2 separate regions of the Homo sapiens genome follow, and region 1 is linked to region 2. A link is a contact called in ENCODE Hi-C or POLR2A ChIA-PET data. All regions are on one chromosome and are shown on one strand. Each heading gives the region's core, a stretch centred on a gene start or an enhancer-like site at or near the end of the contact. The rest is flanking DNA. Distances are from core to core; before and after follow the strand shown. Region 1 overlaps CLIP1 (CAP-Gly domain containing linker protein 1). Region 2 overlaps MLXIP (MLX interacting protein).

What was found. Hi-C counts contacts between places; a loop is a spot of excess contacts on that map. ChIA-PET counts read pairs that join two places held with the same protein, here RNA polymerase II (POLR2A). Pooled maps may share reads with other maps.
Region 1: a loop to region 2 is called in a pooled map, with 3 times the contacts of the local background. The contact joins two enhancer-like sites. A Hi-C loop is called at or near these places in 1 of 50 pooled maps. POLR2A ChIA-PET finds 5 or more read pairs at or near these places in 2 of 52 experiments (CD4-positive, alpha-beta T cell and OCI-LY7).

What each region holds. Positions count from the first base shown.
Region 1 is chr12:122,353,988-122,356,998 of GRCh38, reverse strand. It overlaps CLIP1 (CAP-Gly domain containing linker protein 1), which reads left to right. Exons shown (of 26, transcript NM_001247997.2): 6 at 1,687-1,884; 7 at 2,443-2,546. Among named protein-coding and RNA genes, the nearest start is that of CLIP1-AS1, 40 kb to the left of the region's middle. Within about 2 kb of position 1,623, at least 3 of the 41 ENCODE cell types and tissues checked have a DNase peak (open chromatin) inside an H3K27ac peak, as active enhancers do.
Region 2 is chr12:122,081,232-122,084,193 of GRCh38, reverse strand. All of the region lies in intron 1 of MLXIP (MLX interacting protein), which reads right to left. Among named protein-coding and RNA genes, the nearest start is that of MLXIP, 4.0 kb to the right of the region's middle. RefSeq lists enhancers at 1,162-1,211, 2,819-2,868, 2,939-2,962. Within about 2 kb of position 1,478, at least 4 of the 41 ENCODE cell types and tissues checked have a DNase peak (open chromatin) inside an H3K27ac peak, as active enhancers do.

The sequences.
Region 1 (3,011 bases), core at 374-2,873, 270 kb before region 2:
GGTGGAGGTTGTAGCGAGCCGAGATCACGCTACTGCACTCCAGCCTGGGTACCATTGAGCACTGAGTGAACCAGACTCCGTCTGCAATCTCGGCACCTCGGGAGGCCGAGGCTGGCGGATCACTCGCAGTTAGGAGCTGGAGACCAGCCCGGCCAACACAGCGAAACCCCGTCTCCACCAAAAAAATACGAAAACCAGTCAGGCGTGGCGGCGCGCGCCTGCAATCGCAGGCACTCGGCAGGCTGAGGCAGGAGAATCAGGCAGGGAGGCTGCAGTGAGCCGAGATGGCAGCAGTACAGTCCAGCTTCGGCTCGGCATCAGAGGGAGACCATGGAAAGAGAGGGAGAGGGAGACCGTGGGGAGAGGGAGAGGGAGAGAGGGAGAGGGAGAGAGGGAGAGGGACCCAATTCATTCTTTAATAACCAGAATGACTTCATGTTACTGTGTGCGCTGCTGTTGGGCTCTACACATCTAGTCAAGCCTTGGAATCTGATTTCTCATCACCAACCTCATTTCCTGTGCATGTTGATTTTTGCATCATACTTTCATTTTCGTCATGGGAATAGCCAAAACCCAGCTTTGAAAGTACATGATGTTATTGAAAGGACTGTAGGACAATCTAATGAGACTGAATTGCCTCAAACTAGTAGTTTGCACAGAGTCCAGCAGATGTCGCTGTGTTTCTCTTGAAATTTTAAAACATCCTACAGTGCACTGGTGAGTTTGCTCAGCACCCTGGGGCATCTCTGCACATGGTTTGGGAACCACACATTTAATGTATTCAGGAAGAAATATTAGCAAGAGAAGGTATAATTTAGCTATATAATGAAATTGGAAGGTCAAGGTCAAATGGTTAAAAAAGACAACAGGAGTTTCTTCCTGGTATGTTTAAGTAATTTCAAGAACAAAAGGTTGATTCTTTTGTAGTTCTCAAGTTGCCGAGTTATTAATTGAGGAAAGATCCTCGCTGTAAGTCTGCATCCTGTGCATCTTGCAGTAAGGGCCTAGGGAAACCGATGAAGAGAAGAGCTTTCAGGCGACAGCTGCAGCAGCTCTGACTGCAGAAGATGAAGTCAAGGCTGACTTGATCTGGAGCCAGCAGTGGCTGAGCAGATGGCCTTTGGCGCGGTGGCTCACACCTGTAACCTTAGCACTTTAGAGTTCGAGAACAGCCTGGCGAACATGGCAAAACCCCGTCTCTACTAAAAATATAAAAATTAGCTGGGCGGTAGTGGTGCACGCCTGTGATCCCAGCTACTTGGGAGGCTGAAGCAGGAGAATCACTTGAATCCAGGAGGTGGAGGTTGCAGTCAGCTGAGATCGCACCACTGCACTCCAGCTAATTTTTGTATTTTTAGTAGAGATGGGGTCTCATCATCTTGGCCAGGTCTCAAACTCCTGGCCTCAAGTGATCCACCCGCCTTGGCCTCCTGAAGTGCTAGGATTACAGGCATGAGCCACCGCACCTGGCTGATCTCTTTACGTTGATGTATTCTTTGTGAGATTTATAGACAGAAGGCACACACTGTCTTGTGTTTTTGAGGAAGCCTTTCCTAATCCTGGCCAGCCTGCCAGCTGGAGCAGCGCCCTTGCTTTGCCGAGCAGATGCCCGCCATGCATGCATCGCGCCTCCCTCGCTTTTCTGACAGCATCATCGCCCTTCATTTCTCTAACTTTCCTTTACAGTTGACTGAAACCTCCTCCCGTTACGCCAGGAAGATCTCCGGTACCACTGCCCTCCAGGAGGCCCTGAAGGAGAAGCAGCAGCACATTGAGCAGCTGCTGGCGGAACGGGATCTGGAGAGGGCGGAGGTGGCCAAGGCCACGAGCCACGTGGGGGAGATAGAGCAGGAGCTAGCTCTGGCCCGGGACGGACATGACCAGGTGAAGTCTGGACCTTGTTGCGGAGATGGTGATGGTTTCTAAAGCCACTGAGGAGCCGAGAAGCATGCCCGGTGCTTGGCACCGAGGAGCTAGACTTGAGAGCACAAGAAATGGGTGTACATTTCTTTGCTGTGCTTGTTTGAAAGCTACAGTCTGGGGTGCCAGTTTCCATGATCACAGAGATGAAGTTTTGTTCTTGATTCGACCTTAGTGTTTGGTCTTTGTGTCCGGGTCTTTTGGCCTGTCTGTGTTAGGCCAGCTTGGTTACTAGGGCCTTACCAATGATTGATTATAGCTGCTGTTTGTGGATTACTCTTAATATGTGTTTCAGCTTCAAAAAAGATGAGAGGTGTTTTAACATTGTTCTTTATCACTTTCATCATCTATCTTCCAGGAAAGCTGTTGAGAATAACCTATTAAAATAGAGAAAGCTTTTTAACATAAGGTTTTAGAGTAACGCCCACCCACCATGGTGACCCACAGCTCTTTGGAGAAGTATCACTGGGTCTGTATCTGGGTCAGAAATAGTCCATTTACCGACATTCTTGCCTTCCCCAGCATGTCCTGGAATTGGAAGCCAAAATGGACCAGCTGCGAACAATGGTGGAAGCTGCTGACAGGGAGAAGGTGGAGCTTCTCAACCAGCTTGAAGAGGAGAAAAGGTGACCCCAGACTGTTTCCTGGTGCAAGTGTGGCCTTTCCCCCTTTTTTTTTGTTTTTGAGACAGAGTCTAGCTCTGTTGCCCAGGCTGCAGTGCAGTGGTGCAATCTCAGCTCACTACAACCTCTGCCTCCCAGGTTCAAGCAATTCTCCTGCCTCAGCCTCCCAAGTAGCTGGGACCACAGGAATGTGCCACCACGCCTGGCTAATTTTTTGTATTTTAGTAGAGATGGAGTTTCACCATGTTGCCTAGGCTGGTCTCGAACTCCTGAGCTCAGGAGATCCATCTGCCTCAGCCTCCCAAAGTGCTGGGATTACAGGTGTGAGCCACCGCGCCCAGCAGCCTTTTCATTTTCAATGACCTCAGAAGAAAATTTCCTATTAATAATCATGTTGGTATCAACCCTTAGAACCAAAGGAATGACTATGTGTCCAGCAGAAGGTGAACTCTGCCATACTGTGTGAAG
Region 2 (2,962 bases), core at 229-2,728:
ACACACACACACACACACACACACACACACACACACACACACACACACAATCTGGCTGAGATATCCTTCCCGGTAGTGTCACAAGAGGTCACAGTTATCACAGCCCTTACTAACTGTTCTATAACTATCTGTCCCCACGCCTAGCCTGTGAGCCCCTTGAGGAGAGAGACTGTGTTTTTTCATCTCTGCAGCCCCGGCTCCCACCTCAGTGCACACCCTGCAACGGCGCACCATCTAATGGTTAAAGACTGAAGAACGCAGGAGAAGAAACACTGCTTATCTTCCGTATGACTGCAAAAGAGAAAAACCAATTTAGTATTTGCATGAAAGGTTTCCATTTACAACTGGTTAACTGTGCTTAGCATTAGACAGTACCTCTACTGAAAATTCAAAGTTTGGAGGACACAGTGCTCTAACCTTTAGCCCTTGCTACTCCTTAAGTCTGGCACAGATTCCCGCTTTGATCAAGAATGAAGGGTTAGCCGGGCCCGGTGGCTCACGCCTGTAATCCCAGCATTTTGGGAGGCTGAGGCAGGCAGATCACCTGAGGTTGGGAGTTCGAGACCAGCCTGACCAACATGGAGAAACCCCATCTCTACTAAAAATACAAAATTAGTCGGGCATGGTGGTGCATGCCTGTAATCCTTGCTACTTGGGAGGCTGAGGCAGGAGAATCACTTGAACTCAGGAGGCAGAGGTTGCAGTGAGCCGAGATCGCACCATTGCACTCCAGACTGGGCAACATGAGCGAAACTCCGTCTCAAAAAAAAAAAAGAATGAAGGGTTACTATACAAAGCATTCGTGGAGGGGGCCACTTTTTAGAAACTTACATCCCAAGGCTATCTTACAAGCCCTAATTTAAGTCTCTCCAAACACCCACTTCTTAAACAGAAACCTATTTTCCAGAAACTGCTTATCTCTAAATACAGAAAAAGACTATCTCTTCCCCCCACCACCGGAAATATTCATACCAACGCTCCCTGAAATAAGGAGTTTCTAAAAAGGCAAAGAAATGGAACCAAAACCAACCACAAAAAGGTACACACTAGAAGTGTTCAGAATCTGTAGGTGGGGGCTGGGCACAATAGCTCACTCCTAGAATCTCATCATTTTGGAAGGCTGAGGTGGAAGGACTGCTTAAGGCCAGGAGTTCAAGACCATCCTGAGAAGCATAGCAACACCCCATATCTACAAAAAATAAAAAATTAGCCAGGCATAGTAGTGCGTGCCCGCAGTCCCAGCTACTCAAGAGGCTGAGACAAGAGGACTGCTTGAGCCTGGGAGGTCAAGGCTGCAGTGAGCTGTGATCACATCACTATCCTCCAGACTGGGAAACAGAGCGAGATCCTATCTCAAAAAAAGGAAATTCTGTGTGAAGGATATACATGTGTGACATTCCTTACAGTGTCAAGAGGGCAAGAACCATGAACTATGTTCTACAGTACATAGCTCCATTGTAGAGCCTCAGAAAGCACCCGGCCAAATCAAGAATGCTTCTATTTAGTATTTGTCAAGCAGGCATTTGAAAGCTCAGCTAAGACCCTGGTTAGATACACTATTTCCTTCAGTTCATAGATAAGACACGGGCTCCTCATAAATGTCAGATGAATGCAGATGCAGAACTAAAATTCTGCCATAACCCACTTGCTATGCGGAGCCCGTTAAACCCTCCTCTTGTGTGTTACTTGCCAGGCACTAGCCCCATTCCCAGCTCCATTCCCAGAGGTTATCTCTGCTGATCCTCACTTCCACCTTGCAGGGAAATTTTATCTTTCCCATTGAATAGCATTCTTAGACTTCAGATAAGTCTAAGGAAAAATAAGGATTTTTTCCATCATTAACACCTGGTTTGCCTCGGGGAAAGGCAACCCCTTCTCTCCAAAATGTCCCAATAATTGAGCACATGTTTCTGGACCAAATCAAGACCCTTCGCCACAGGGCTTCTCAGCAAAACTGAGTGAGAAGGACAAGGAATCCCATCTGCACGGTTCCCTACCCAGCAGGCCCTGGGCACACTCATATCCAAGTCCTCAAACACCCTGTTCCACACCCAAAGTCAGCCCCGGGCAAAGACCCTTCAGGAGGTGAAGCCCTGCCAGTTCAGGAATGGATCACAGTCAGAATCCCTAGGCCACTTCTCAGGACTCGGTAAAAAATAACCACAACTTCCCCTGCACTTAGTTCCTCCCCAGAGAGCTGTTGAACCTCATCTGGAAACAGCTGGGAGGCAGCAGCTAACAGGAAATCAAACAACAACAACAAAAAGCAGAGTGTACCACGGAGAGTTAGACAGCTAGAACGAAGAGGCCAGAGGACAGACAGGAAGTTGAAGTTAGAAAGAACCTAGGCCAGAAACAGTCACACAGAAGAGGAGACCCAGCTGGCCTTTCTCAGCTCGGGCAGGAGGGGAGGACCCAGACAGCCGGCAGGGAAGGCATGAACCCCACCAGGATGGAAGCCAGACAGGCTCTGAGGTTAAGTCTTCTTTCTGCCCTGCCCCCAATCCCTTTTTTTCTTTCTTTCTTTTTCTTTTTTAGAGATGGGGATCTTGCTACATTGCCCAGGCTGATCTTGAACTCCTGGGCTCAAGCAATCCCCCACCTCGGCCTCCCAAAGTGCTGGGACTACAGGCATGAGCCACCACGCCCCGCGTTGCCTCCGATCTCAACCTTCCTTCCCTGAAAGCCAGGTAGCAGTTCTCACTAGGAGAGCTGGGGTCAGAAACTCACCTTCCTCTAGTTTCTTTCTGTGCCACAGACTACAGCCCAGACAACTGGTTTTGAGTCATTTGTCTGTCATCCATACCAAAGTTCTACACTGCCAACTAAACTCAGCACTGGACAAACCAGCCTCACACAGACAGACAAAGGGCATCTTCATGAGAAATGACTGGACAGATCCCATCCGAGGGCCTGTGGTGGTAGACCTTAGGTGGCCGACCTTAGGCAGCAGGAGACCTTA